Regions from separate parts of the Homo sapiens genome. Here region 1 is linked to region 2. A link is a contact called in ENCODE Hi-C or POLR2A ChIA-PET data. All regions are on one chromosome and are shown on one strand. The core of a region is the stretch at or near the end of the contact, and the rest is flanking DNA. Distances in the headings are between cores, read along the strand shown. Region 1 overlaps BRD4 (bromodomain containing 4). Region 2 holds the start of AKAP8L (A-kinase anchoring protein 8 like).

Region 1 (7,020 bases), core at 1,522-4,021, 170 kb after region 2:
TCCTGTGTCCAGGATGCTAGAGCCCAGAGACGGCACTCCCAGAACTTGCTGGGTTCCTCTGTCTGTCTGTCTCTTTGTTAACTGTCTCCCTGGGGCCATGAATAGCCCTGCACTCTGTGCAGTAGTGTCCATTCTCTCGGCCTGGCCGTTATGCTCTCCCTGCCAGGGTCTGGTCATGGAGGATGAATGGCCAAGGGCGTTGACACTGCGGAGCCCTGGATGGTGGGCGGGGAAGCTGGGCCATGAGGACTGTGGGCGTGGGGGTCCAGGCTGTGCTGTTGACCTTGATGTGACCACACCCAGCTTTCTGCACCAGTGGAGACTTCGTGTCCCCAGGGCCTTCCCCGTATCACAGTCACGTGCAGTGCGGCCGCTTCAGGGAGATGCTTCGCTGGTTTCTGGTGGATGTGGAGCAGACTGCAGCTGGCCAGCCGCATCGCCAGTCTGCTGCTGGCCCTGCCATCACCTGGGCCCCAGCCATTGCCTACCCCTCCCCAGAGTGTGCTCGTTGCTGTGTTGGCTGCTCCTGAATCTGCCCTAACTCCACACGCACCTGGACTTGCGTGTCCCTCCTGCAGTTCTAACTAACAGTCCCTTCTTTTCAAGCCCCGTGGGTCTGCACGTTGGACCCTGGGTTCCCCATTAGAGCCCACCTTCTGAGCAGCAGCCTCAGTGGGAGGTGGAGGCAGGTAGTGATGCTGGGTGCCAGGTGGGAGTGGAGAGGGGACTGCTCTCCTCCAAGTGTGCACTTTCCTCATTATTCTCAGGGGCGCAGATGCTCAGGCTGGCGCAGGGGAGAGGCTAGGGAGGGAGCCATGGTGCCCAGAAGGCCTGGCGACCAGCCCCTGCTGAGAGATGGAGCTAACATCCTGTGTTTACGGCCAACGGGGTTGCCGCTAGGCTGGTGCAGCTGTCAGTGAGCTGGCGTGCTGCAGACCACCTGAGAGCTGGCCCTAGGGTCTCAGGCAGACTGGGGAGTGGGGATCCACAGTGGGAAACCTGTGTTTTGGCAGTAGACTCCTGCATGTTCTCCCACGGGCCTGTCCCATCCCTGGGATTTTATTCTAACTAGAAATAAATGCTAACCCTCAATAATCAGTGCATGTAAATAACTTGATCGTGCCAAGGAAGATTGAGGACCCTTCACGGCAGCTGGGGAGAGCCATGTTGCTCTGAGGTGTGTGTGCACAGATGGGGTGGGGGTAGGTGGCACCTCGGGCCTTGTCAGTATTCCTCTTCCCTTGGACAGCCTGGTGCCCTCTGCTTCCCAGGTGAGTGAGGAGACTTGCCTTGAAGTGGGCTGAAGGACCCTCCAGGACTCCAGATGCCCACATTCTCTACCACAACTGCATGCAGAATGCCGTGGGCAGCTCACTGGCCTCCTGGCCTTCCCTGTCGCCATCCTTCACCCTTTCATCTCTAACCGTTACTCTCCCCACACTGCTTTTGTAATCCATCAGCCAGCAGGAGGCACTGCACCCCATGGCTGCCCAGGAAGGGCTGGCTTTGCCACCCGAAGCTAGGGCCCCCACTCGCAGCAGAGTGACTGGGGTGAATGGCTGTATTCTTGGATCCAATTAGCATTCCTGGTGGCCGCTGACTTTTCACTTTCCATGCCAGCCAAGCCTCCAGCTTGCCTTCCTCTGGGTTTTTGCACCTCCTGTTTTCTAGTTGACTTCTCCTACCAGGGGTTTTGTAGTCTTCTCATCTGAGGATCTGAGTGACCAAGTGGAAACCCCAGATGCTGAAATTGTCAGGGGACCTGATTAACTAAAATGACATGACGTGGTCGTGGCAGTGTGCTGCTTTAGCCCTCACAAGACAAGACACCTTAGAGGGCTGTGGCCATCACATCCTGATTTCCAGTGTGTGATCATGGCCTTTGCCCTTGGCCTCTGCGTCCCTCTTCTGGGCTCCTCTGCTTTGGGAGAGGAGTGGGAATGCTCCTGGTTTCCTGAACGAGTGCCCCACACCCCTCCTGCCGCTGCCGAGATTTTATTATTTTTTCACTCCCCCACTTTAAAAAAAAGTGGAAAGATTGTGCAACAAGTAATCTGAGAGTCCTGGGAACAGCTGTCCTGGCGGGAAGGAGGGCGAGATTTACAGTCTCAGAGCCGCTGGCTCCCAGGCTCCCAGGCTCTGGCGGTCCAGCCCTGGCCGCTCATGCAGCTATCTGGGCTCTGGCCTTCCCCTCTTCCCAGGCGCCCTCCCCACCTTGGGTTTTGCCTGGCTCCCTTTTGTCTTCCCAATCCTGGCCAGCAGGGGCTTTCCTTTGCCTTCTGTGTGCACTGAGTGAGCTCTGTCGTGGGCCGGCAGGGTGCTTCTCCTCTCAGGAGGGGCCGCTGCGAGGGTTTCGTACGGCAGATCCCGAAATGGGAACCCACACCCTGGCACCAGTAAATACAGCCTTCTGCTGCCCTGTCCCGCACAGGACTCTGCACTCTCAGGGCGGGGGGCAGAGGGGGCGTAGCTCCTTCAGCAGCTGCTCTCCTGGGTCCAGGAATCCCGGCAGCCCTGATGTCCATGGCCCGTTACAGGCAGCTCTGCCTTAACGGGAGTGGGTCAGGGTGGGGGAACATTATTTCCCTTTGGTCTTTTGGTGCCTAGTTGATTTGCAGGCCCGCGCCCCCGCCCCCCCCCCCCCCCCCGTTCTTGTGTTTCCATTTGGATTGGAGCCGAAATTCCTGAAAGGGCCTATTTTTGTCACTTATACTACGGGGTTAGTTCCGCTGACAACGGCCCTGAGACATGAATCACCAGAAGAAAACGAATGGAGTCACTAGATTGAGGCTGGGGGGTGTGATACATGAACACCCCTCTTGGTAGCTATCCATAGACCGGGATGCTGTGGACTGATGCAGGCGTGGGGTGGTCCTCTGGGGCCAGGCTCTAGTTCAGGGAGCAACGGAACACAGGCAGGAGGAGGATGGCGGGGGTGGGTGCTGCTTTCCCAGCTGTGTCCCAGGCCACCATGTATTCCCCACCCTCTGCCCCAGCAGCATGCAGTGCAGTGGGCCAGCCCTACCACTTCCTCTGATTCCAGCTATTGCTTGGGCTGTGGTCTTCCATTGAGCTGTGATTCCAGCTAAAGCCTGGAGCTGCTTGAGGATTCTGTATTGAGACAGGCAGGGGTAGGGCACAAATGCCACTCTCCCACCACCCCTAGGGCATCTGCAGACCTGGGTGGAGCAGGCTGGAGGAAGACACTGTCCCAGGTGGGCTGTGGACAGTACTGTGGCTTTGCTGTCATTAGCACTGGGGTTAGGTCTGCCAAGCACATGGGGCAGGGCATGTCCTAGGAATCTTCTAGCTTTCACTTGTCACATAGCTGACATCTGGTTCTTCCCAAGTGTCATGCACAGGTCTTTGTGAGCAGAAGTGTCCCCACAGCTTATGTCCCTCTTAGGAATACCCGTTTAACCTCAGCTACCTGGGCTGGGACAGGGTCTCAGGGAGGTGTGAGAGATCCTCCTGGGCTTTGGTCTGGTCGTCTAGTTGGAACGGGAGCGCAGTCCAGCTATTTTAGTTTCCTGGCTTCCTTTTCCCAGGATTGGAGCATGTGGGTGTTTCTTAATAGCTCCAGGGGAAAAAGGAATGCTTGATGTTTTGGAAAGATTTGAGCTGGGAAGTGCAGACAGAGGCCATGGGGCGTTCTTACCACACAACCAGCCTCAGCTTCCTGACCCCCAGGGTCTTTGAGGGACTTAGTCCATCTCCAGGCCTGCTGCTTGCCTGCTCCAGAGTGTGGCGCTTACCTAGGGGAATGGTGAGGACCCTGGAGGTGGGGGAGTAGGAAGAGACTTGAAGATAGGGCAGTAGCCTTTCTGTCTGCACAGCCAGGTGACTCCCCCCACAAACAGCCAGCATTTGCAGCTGGAGGGATTCTGGGGCTTCATGGGCGGGTGAGGGCGAGCCTTGTGGAATGTGGCCCAGAGTGAGAGGCCGCCAGTGGGCGGGTTTTTCCCATGCCCGCACTCAGGGGCCAGGGAGTAGCACGTCGGTTGCATCCGTGACTCCAGCAGAGGCATCCGCTCTGCTACGTGGGTGGGAACAAGCCCAGTGCCCCTCCCTGGTCCAGGGAGCCATGTTGGATACCCCAAAAAAGGAAAGAAAGGACAAGACTTTATTCCTTAGCCTGTTTCTTTTTCTTTTTTTTCTCCTCCTCAACAGTGTATATAATAGGTTCTGCTTTTTAGAGTTTGAGCTTTTTGTTTGGGGGATCTGGAGGAATGCAGAGATGAGGCTGTTTGCTCTTTCCCCTCCACTGGGGGTCCTGCATTCTGGTACCTCCTTTCTTGTAGACCCAGGAGGAAGGGCTGGCATCGCCTTCCTGAGACTAGACAGTGCACAGCCCCTGGGTGAGATGAGCTCAGAGTCAGCAGGGGCCTGGTGGGCTTGCCACACCTGGCTGGTGGGACAGGGCAGGGGCATCACTCAAATTCAAAAGAAGCCACTTGAGGGCAGTAAAGGAAATGCCGGCGTGCGCTCAGGCAGGGCACACGTGGAGCTTGCTAGTGGGAACCAGGGCCACTCTCTAGAAGCTGAGCAGGCTGGGGGCGGTTTCCAAGGCATCCATGCATTCTGCCTCTGTGACCTTTCTAAGCGGGCGGTGGGTCTGTCCCTACCCAGGGTTAGCCAGGCACGGGGCAGGGCTCCAGTCTCCAGTGCCGTTCTTGTGCCCATCAGCCACCAGGGCGCAGGAGGTTGGCTCAGTCTGCGGTTCTTCTGTTCTTGTGACTTAAATGGTACATTCCACACCATTTCTCTCACACTGGTTTCTCTCTCCCTCTACGTAGGTCCTGCCTAATCATTGGACACGGACTCTTAATAAAACGGTCTTCAGTTCCAGATTCCTTCCCAGCAAGCTATAGCTTAAGTCCATTTTCTTCCGTGAAAGGGACAGGACTCCATCAAGTTATGGAATTCCTCAGAGCCCTGGGCCTGTCCCCCGGGGTGGATTAGTCATGTCCAGCAGCACACGCCTAGTCCCGCCTTCGGGAAGGCTGCCTGCCTGGCCAGCCGCCCAGGCCTCTCTGTGTAAAGACTGCCTGGCTGTCCTGCCCAGCCTTCCTGGTTCTCTGGGGTCCTCTGGGTGGGTGGCATCTCCTGGAGGGTGATGACAATCCCCAACACATGCATTCATGTGGTGCTACTCTGTGTGCAAAGCCAGACCCCAAGTATGTTTTCTCTCTTTGTCCCATCCCTCTTTTTCTGGGACTTTGGACCCTAACTACTTCCCTCCTGAACCTTGCAGTGACATCAGTCCAGGAGAGCTCTCGTTCAGTGTGCGGAAGAACACTCTGACCTCTAGAGCTGTCCTAGATAAGGAGTGGGAGCTTTAGAGGCAAGGCCTCTAGACCCTGGAAGGCTCAGTGAGGCTCTTCCCACAGCATGCTTCTCACTGGTGCCCTGTAAGGCTCGAGCCACCGCTGACTCTGAGCCTTTTGGAGTCTTTCCTCCTTCGTCTCCATTGTTCCCGTGCATTTCCAAAAGCTTAAGTTGCCTGGTGGGCATTTCCCCAGTTTCTTTGGCCTCCGTCTTCTCAAGTCACATAGGGAAAGTACCTCCTGGAACCAGGCTGCAGTATGCAGGACCTGCCAGGCAGGCACTGGTGAAGGGCCTTGGGCCTATCATCCCCCCAACCCCACCTCACCCCACCCGCCTCCTCTAGTGGGGTGAGTCTGGGCTGGTGGACCAGAGAGGGTGTCACAGACCCTCAGGGACTGCCCCATGGACACCTCTGACTGGTGTTAACAGTGTGAACATTTTCCCCGTCTTCAGTCCCTTAGAATGACGACAGCCCCTGGGGTTGGGGCAGGCGAGTGTGGCCACATCATCCAAGCCCTCCCAGAGACACAAATAGGCTTTTTTGCTCTAAAAATAAATACCAGCCCTTTTTTGGTCACAAATCCAGCATCTCAGCAGAAAACTGCCTGACATGAAAAGTCCCCTGAGGAACTGCATCTGCGTTTCAGGGGCTTTTCATTTTTTCTCCTTTTTTAAAGTGTAGATTGTGGGTGCTTCCTAGAGGCCTGCCTTCTTCTGGAACTGGAAGTGGGCTATCACCATGGGCAAGCCCTTGGGTGCAGGCTCCCCACCTGCCTGGGAACTCTGGCAGCTCTCCTCAGCTCCTTGGGCTTGAGCAGCTGCAACTGCCCCAGATTTGCTGTGGAAGCAGGGGCTAGCCCTGGCCTCACCAGGGCCTCCCGGGGCCCTGCATTGATGCTCAGGAGTTCCTGGGCTGCTCTTGATCCTTTCTGGGCATCCAGCTTCCAGTTAAGCTCTGTTTGCCAAACAAACTATTCTCAGCTGCCCTTTGGCCTGCGCCTGATGTGTTCCTGTTGCAGTCCCGCCTGCCTGAGACAGGAGCAGGCAGGAGAGCCTTCATGCCCAGATTCCCACAGGACAATTGGGGAGCTGCTGGCATTGTCTTTCTGGGAAGATTCTGCTTTCTTGGACCAAATGGCAGCCTGATTACCAGTGTCGGGCCTGCATGCTGCCCCCGACACACGCACGCACGCGCACACACGTGTGCACATGGGCCATAGCCACAAGCCAGCTCTCCTCCAGGGTCCTTTCAACCTCGCTGTCCAGGGACCCTGTCCTTCTTGCCCGTGGGGCTTCCATCTGGCAGAGAACGTTCAGGGCTTGTTGAACTTGAAAGCTCATTAGACTTAAGCTGTCACCTGTGCTTGGTGCCCCAGGAACAGCCAGAGAGGACAGTGCCCACTCACTTCTTGTTGGCAGCCTCCTGTGCAGGAAGTGCCAGCCGGGCCTCGACGCACCAGCTGGCTGTGGGTCCTGAGGAGGGGCGGGAGGCGGCCGCTCAGTGCAGATGGGGACTCCTCTCCTCTGCCCTGACCTTACCCTCCATTACCTCCTTCACTGGAGTGGGGCTGGGGGGTGGGTGGAATCAGTGTTTTAATCGGATTTTTAAAAAACATTTTATTTCTTTGTACAATTACCATCCTATGTAAAGATGAAATTTGTGTTGAGTTGAAGATTGTCATGGAATAAAGA
Region 2 (7,254 bases), core at 4,384-6,883:
CATCAACAGTGAGTGCTTGGTGGAGGAGGGTCGGGAGCGCAGCGGGCACCTGTCAGGCCCACCCAGCCACTCCCCAGGCGCTCTGCTGTGGCCCTTAAGTCCTTTCTCCAGTTGCTTACCCATTCACCCATCCATCCCCCATCCCACCCATCCAGGTAGCATCAGTCCTCAGCTCTTGTGTATTCCAAGTCTCTGCAGCATCCACCCCTCCCACTCATCTCCCGTCCCCCTCTCCACCTTAGAATTTGAACGCCGACAAGCCCGCCCTCCAGATGCCTCCGCAGCCCGGGGAGGCGAGGACACCAATGACCTACAGCAGAAGCTGGAGGAGGTGCGGCAACCCCCACCCCGAGTCCGGCCAGTCCCCTCCCTGGTGCCCCGGCCCCCCCAGACATCACTTGTCAAGTTCGTGGGCAACATCTACACCCTCAAATGCAGGTAGGCTGCCCCTGGGGGAGGGAGGGAGACCACCTGAGTGGACCTTGGTCACCCGGAGCCTTGGAACAGGATAGGGTTTGGTGGAAGCTGGGAGGTGTCGCCTCAGTGGCTGCCCTTGGGTGTGGTGGGGCTCAGGCTAAAGGCTGACACCCTGAGCTTTGTAGCCTGCGAGACCTGGGTTCAAATCCCAACTCTGCCACTTACCAGCTTAGTGACCTCAGGGAAGGACTTACCTGCTCCTTACCTCAATTTCCTCACTCATAAAAGCGGGTTGATAACAAACCTACCTTACAGATTTGTTACGAGGAGTAAGTGAATTTAATATTTATAAAGCACTCAGAACTGCCTGGCACATGGTAAGTAAGCACTCAACTAGTGTCTGGCTCAAGAAAAAAGTAGATCTTAGTTAATTCTTACCAAAGTCCACAAGTACATTGAAGAGCAGCGAACTGGGACTCTGAGACGTGAGGTGACTTGCCTGAGGCCATACAGGCCAAGTCAGAAGTCAGAGTCAAAGCCACGTCTTGAGCCATGGAGCTTGGGCTCCAGGCCTCTGTGCTGTGAGGCCTTTTTAGGTGCCAGGAAGACAGGAGGAGGTGGGGGGCTTGGTGCGTTGGGTAGGATTTGCTTCTCTGTGCCCTCTACTGTCTCAGATTCTATGTATCTGCCAGATGGCAGGGGTACCTGGAAGCCAGTAGCCCTTACCTGGCACCAGTGACTTCTGAGCACAGAGGCAGGGGTCTCTGTGAGACCCTGCCATGACCCCATGGTGAGTGGAGGTGGCTGTCCATGGGAAACGCCTGACTTCTGGGTCCCTCTTCCCCCGCCTCCTGGGCTGGCTCTGTCCACACTGAGTAGCAGCAGGTGTGCCCAGGGATGCTGGCAAGGCTATGCTTCCGCCTCTCCTCACAGCACTGGCCACTCCCTCTCTCTGTTCCCCCATGCAGGTTCTGTGAGGTGGAATTCCAGGGCCCCCTCTCCATCCAGGAAGAGTGGGTGCGGCACTTACAGCGGCACATCCTGGAGATGAACTTCTCCAAAGCGGACCCCCCACCTGAGGAGTCCCAGGCCCCGCAGGCACAGACAGCGGCGGCAGAGGCTCCCTAACACAAAAGCATTCCAGATCCCCTCTCGTGCCACCTCTGTCTCCTCTTCTTCCTCCTCTGTGTCCTTGTCCCTCTTCCTCTTTCTTTCCGTTTCCAAAGGAGCAAGCCAAAACCTCAAACCGGCGCCCCTTGGGGGCCGGGCACACTACAGCCAGGGCGCCGGGAGCCAGCTAGCTGCCCTTCCCCCAGCCCGAGGACTCTGGGGCCACAGGGTGTCTTCCTTCAGCCCATGCCCACCTGGTCCAGCAGGGGCAGCAGCCAGGTCTCTGATGGCAGCCGGTCTGGTCACAGGGGAGGACAGCACTCCCCCGTCTAGCAGCCAGGCAGGGCGATGTCTGCCATCCGTGGCCATTTGCAAAGACCCCAAAGACCCCTGTTCTGGTTCCCTCTCTCCCCCATGAATATCCTCTCACACACATGTACATGCGAACACACACAACACGCACCTCGTGAGACCCGGGACCTGCCCCGGACCCCCAGTTCCTGGGTTGAACGACCACATCATGCCACGGTGCTTGCTCAGGGGAAGCCACGCTCCCTCTGTGGGGCCTGCTGGGGCCTGGGAGCCCCCCACTGAGCCCACAATGCCACGGAAATCCTTGTTGGCTGCCCCCGAGAGGGGCCTTCCCAGCTGGGAAGAGCTCAGAGCTGACAGCTGCCTCCTGCCATGTCAAGGCCCCCCAAAGAGCCTCAGGGGCTCTGGGGCCCTGGAGGGTGGGGTTGGGGGGTGGGACTCTCCTCCCCCACTCCTGCTCCCTCTCCCTTTTCACTGTTGCTTTCTATGTATAGCTCCCTAGACCTTTCACTTTTTTAAAAACGCGTTTTGTGTAGAGAATAAGGAACGTGGATCTTTTTATTTTGCAATCCTGGGCCAGCTAGAAGCCAGGAGCTGATTGACCTTTTAACTTTTTTCAGTGGCCACATTTTGGTTATCGATGTACCTAGAAGTATGTAAATTAGATTAAATTTCTCTTCTGGAAACACCCTGGGGCAGGCGGCCAGCGTGTGTTTTTCTGTCAAGTGGACAGGCTGGCATTGGCTGGCAGCCGGGGCTGGGATCGGGGCCTCCTCTGTCCAGAGCGCCATGGAGGCCCTGGGTTTTCCAGTTGGCCGCCAAGCCGACCAGACGCAGCTGGGGATGAGCCCAAGTTCCCAGCTGTTGGCTCTTTAGGCCATGGCTGGGAGGGGGTCTCTGGCTGGCTGGCAAAGCGGCTCCAGTGAGCAGATGAACCAGGGTTCTGGGCAGCCTGTCTGGGAAGGGAGCCAGGATCAAGAAGCAGTTGAGGCTAGAGGAGCTTATCAAAGGCAGGAGCTACCAGCGAGGGTGTCAGGGACCCGTTGGGAGCATTTGGGTGGGGGCCAGTGGGGTTGTAGAGAGCTGGAACTCACCTGCTTTTAATACATGTGACTTCTAGTGAGACACATGCACCCCTGACCCAAGGAACATGCGGGGAAAAGAGGAGCCACTGGCTCCTTTGCGATGTTATTTATTTTCTCGCTCTGCAAATGTTTATTGAACATTTCTGAGATTTTAAGAGATTTTGTTGGCTGCTCCTTCTTGTTTATTGCATGTGGTTTTTCAGCTCATCGTTTTTACTAAACGGTCAAGTGCTGGAGAGTGGGAACGACCTCATGGCGTGTGGACAGAAGGGGCCACCTCTACCCCCAGCCCTGCTTTCTGGGCCCTCCCACCATACCCCTTCCTGGGAAGGAGGGATTAACAGGCTGCAATAACGCCCACAAGGGTGGTCTTGGCCCACACGTCTGCTCCTGTGGGGTCAGGACGCACATCTCGCCTGGTGGCAGAAGGCCGCAACCACTTCTCTCCATCCTGTGCTGTGGGTGGGTGGATGTATCCAGGACTTAGGAAGCAGGGAGAGCATCTTGTGAGCTGACTCAAAGGTGTTTCTTCCTCTTTCAACTTTTCATAAGTCAGTTTTTATTTTTTTATTTTATTTTTTGAGACAGGGTCTCATTTTGTTGCCCAAGCTGGAGTGCAGTGTAGGGACCTCGGCTCGCTGCAGTCTCTGCCTCCTGGGTTCAAGTGATTCTCCTGCCTCAGCCATCCAGGTAGCTGGGATCACAGGCATGCACCACCACCCCTGGCTTATATCTGTAATTTTTGTAGAGACGGGGGTTTCACCATGTTGCCCGGGCTGGTCTTGAACTCCTGAGCTCAAGTGATCAGCCTCCCAAAGTGCTGGGATTACAGGCGTGAGCCACTATGCCCGGCCCGTAAGTCAGTTTTTGAAATATAAAAGTGGTATAGGCTAGATGTGACAAAAAACAGTCAAATGATACAAGAGCTTATAAAGTCATATGGCAAGTTCCTCCCCACCAATCATGCAGTGAAGTGAGGGTCATGTGTGTCCTTGGAAGAGTCACCTCCAGTTCTTGCAGGGGGATGTTTTCCTAAAACTTTCTGAGCATTGCTCTTCTCTGCTCAAGCCACTTCAATACACCTCAGGCAGCAAAGTCTCAGCTTTTGAGCCGTGGTCTCTGAGGGTGTTGGATGTGAACGAAATCAAATCGGTACAATGATGACTGTGGCAAGTGCGATGAAGGAACGAACCTGCAGGGCGCAGAAGACGTGTCCTGGGGCCCTGCCTTGGTTTGGAAGACAGGCAGGCATCCCTGAGGCTGATGGGGAGATGAACCCCGAAGCCAGAGTGCTTATCCGTCAGATCTCTGCTTCATGTTTGGAGTTTGCTCACTTAACACATCAGAAGTGGCTTTGTTCCGTATGGCAGCAAGTTCTGCAGAAGCCTCATTTGGGTGGGGGGAGTTTTATTAAAACAGTTTATCATGGAGAATTCCAACTATACAAAAGTAGAGCAAACAGTAAAATGGACTCTCATCTATCCATCACCAACCCATGACCAATGTCTTCAGCTGTCAGAGATTTATCTTATAGCTCCTTGCTTCCTCCTCCTCTCTCTACCTGTCTGAATTGTGTGAAGCACATCCTGGCCATAAGATCAGTTAACTTCTTAGTATTTCAGTATGTTTCTCTCAACGTTGTAAATGCCACTATTACACCTAAAGAAATCAACAATATCAAAAAGAAACAGCATACCTTAAAAAAAGTTTTAAAACACACGAAGCGTAGAAGTCGTAATTGCGCAGCTTAATGAGTTTTCACAAACACACGTGTTAAGTACTCTTCGGTGCAGCTCTGTCATCTCTAGAAATTATGAGTTGTCCCTGGCAGGGTTTCCATATGCCCAGGAAACAGACTGAGGACATGACTGGTGCCCGGCTGCACTATTGCAGGATCTCTCGAGCCCAGAGTGAATCAGGAGGGTTTTAGAAGCAAAGCTCCCATTTTAACACGTAACTGTCAAGGACCTTGAGCAAATCATGAGTTCCAAGCTTCAGTTTTAAGTGAGGATTAAAAGCTTTTTGCAGGTTTGAAGGAGCATTCGAATGACACACAATACAAACGGAATTATTACACATATAAGCATATGCCATATAAATATATTATCGTTTTGTTACGATTAATCACATTTATTCAGTGCACTGGCACCAGAATGATTTCTTTACACACACTTTGTCACGTAATGTTGAAACGTGTGTCCAGCATCTTGTTTGGTGCTGTTTTAATTTTCTCTTCTCAACATGGCTTTGCTATGCTTGTTTTGGAGCCGAAGGCCAGAGAATTTGAGAGACTTAGCTAGGTCCCCTACCCAGCACCTCGGTGGCGGAGTTGGCATCCCAGCCCTGCCCTGAGCCGTAGACCCGACTCCCTCTGGCGGGTCTCCAGGGTACGGGCGCTCCTCCAGCCCGACCATGCTTGGGCCTTGGGCCTTTCCGTAGTGCACAGCTCCGCCCCCTCAAATTCTATAGGACTCCGCCTCTCTGCCGGCTTCTGTAGGCCAATCACTGAGGCCTTAGAATAACAGAAGGCGGGGACAAGGCGGGGCTCTCACGAGATTGCCAGCAGCTTCCAGCCACTGATATGAGGAGGCATAGAGATAGACAGCGGTTCCTTCCAATAGACGTGAAGCCGAGGCCGGTATGAGCCAATGCGGTCGGGAGGCGGGGCTCGGGTGTGTGTGGAGGGGACCCTGTGGTTAGCAGCAGCTATCGCAGCGTCGGATGTTCAGAGCAGCAGAAGCCGGCGTCGTCGGATGTTGTGTTGCCCGCCACCATGAGCTACACAGGTGGGCCTGGCAGGGTGGGGTCGGGCTCTGCGTGGGGGATGGGACAGGGACGTGCGGATGCCGCACCAGGCTTGCCCGCACCTCCCCTGGGGCCCCGTCACTGCCTTCCCTGCGGTCACAAAATGGCGCCGCTGGCCCGTCGCCTCAGGGTCGCTGCCCTCACGCCTCGTTGCCTCAGCTCTCTGTGTCTGCAGCCGGCGTCCCGGCTCCCGGCCGCCTGATGTCTTGGCTTCTGTCGCCTGTGTCCGTGGGTCCGGGCCTCAGCGCACGAGGTCTCCGCCCCCACCACCTCCGTCCCTGGCCTGCGCTCCTGGACCTCGACGCCTTAGGTTTCCCTTTCTCAGGCCTTGGTCCTTGCGAGCAGGCAGCAGGCTCGGCTGCCGTCGCCATTGTCGCGTCCTCCCCCGCGCAGTTTCTCTGCAAAAACGCCGCAGCTCTACACCCCCATCCCGATCCCACCCACCACCCCCTTTTGTCTATTTCAGAACTGGGAAAGGCGCCAGGCCCTAGGGGGATAAGTAAATATTGGAAGGGTTTGGGCTGAGCGGGGAGCCTTGGGCCCCTAGGGGCTGAACTGCAAGGAATGACAAGGTTCCATGTTAATTCCCTCTGCGTCTGTCAAATGAACCGTGTCCGGTACAGACTGGGTATTGGGAATACAGACAAGAATTCCTCAAGCAGCTTAGAGGCGAGGATCTTAATAGGCAAATAAGCGAGTGTAGGATATATTTTAGGGTGGTCAGTACCGTGCGGGGGTCGCTCCACTACGTGGAGTGGTTGGAGCCTTCTGTAAAGAGGTGACATTTGAGCAGAGACCTAAATGGAGGGAGCGAATAAAGATATCTGGCCCAGGGAGCTTTTGCTGTAAAAGGCTTACGGGCAGGAACTGCCTGGCTTGTTAGAAGATCAGCCAGGGAGGCCAGTGGGAGGCCAATGGGATTTGAAAGGGAGAGTGGGTGACAGATCCGAGAGCCCCTCTCCGCCCCCCGCAATATGCTTGGGCGACTGTAAATCATCACTGGGTGAATTGCCAAGGCCTCCTGGGTTTGCCTTGGCAGTGACTGATGAGGCTTCTCGGCCAGGAGACTTACACTAGGCCTCCCTGTTTGGTGAGGGTATTATAGGCTTGAGCGTGTGTGGTTGCCAGGTAACCTGCATTCTACTTGGAATTTTGAGAACTGAGAATGCAACGTGAGTCTGTGGGGCTCCTTTGTAGACCACTTTATGTTGGCATAGGCAAGAAGGTAGTGCCAGTCCCCTCTACCCTGGCTGCCAGGTCAGGAGCTTTCCAAGAACCCCAGTTTTTCTAGCAACCATCCCCCAGCCCAGTGGGTTCTCATCCAGGGGTGATTCTGCCCCAGATGACATCTGGCAATGTCTGGAGACATTTTTGGTTGTCACATATGGGAGTGGGAGTGCTGCTGGTATCTAGTGGATGGAGGTTTGGGATGCTGCCCTGCTACGGTATACACAATGACACCTACCGCAAAGAAGTATCTGGCGTCAAACATCAGTAGTGCCCAAGTTGGGCAGCTCTGCCAGAG

Evidence for each region. Hi-C counts contacts between places; a loop is a spot of excess contacts on that map. ChIA-PET counts read pairs that join two places held with the same protein, here RNA polymerase II (POLR2A). Pooled maps may share reads with other maps.
Region 1: a loop to region 2 is called in a map of heart right ventricle, with 3 times the contacts of the local background. The contact joins the enhancer-like site here to the promoter of AKAP8L in region 2. A Hi-C loop is called at or near these places in 22 of 168 maps with a recorded cell type or tissue (A673, CD4-positive, alpha-beta T cell, CD4-positive, alpha-beta memory T cell and 15 more), 17 of 37 single-sample maps with no recorded cell type and 31 of 50 pooled maps. POLR2A ChIA-PET finds 5 or more read pairs at or near these places in 8 of 52 experiments (AG04449, AG04450, BJ and 5 more).

What each region holds. Positions count from the first base shown.
Region 1 is chr19:15,247,067-15,254,086 of GRCh38, reverse strand. All of the region lies in intron 11 of BRD4 (bromodomain containing 4), which reads left to right. Among named protein-coding and RNA genes, the nearest start is that of EPHX3, 18 kb to the right of the region's middle. RefSeq lists an enhancer at 2,672-3,543. Within about 2 kb of position 2,771, at least 29 of the 41 ENCODE cell types and tissues checked have a DNase peak (open chromatin) inside an H3K27ac peak, as active enhancers do; they include A673, dorsolateral prefrontal cortex, endothelial cell of umbilical vein and 5 more, where a contact is called at or near this core.
Region 2 is chr19:15,417,367-15,424,620 of GRCh38, reverse strand. It overlaps AKAP8L (A-kinase anchoring protein 8 like), which reads left to right and starts at 5,633. Exons shown (of 14, transcript NM_014371.4): 1 at 5,633-5,710. The coding sequence starts at 5,698. It overlaps WIZ (WIZ zinc finger), which reads left to right. Exons shown (of 13, transcript NM_001371589.1): 11 at 1-8; 12 at 243-438; 13 at 1,386-4,643. The coding sequence ends at 1,545.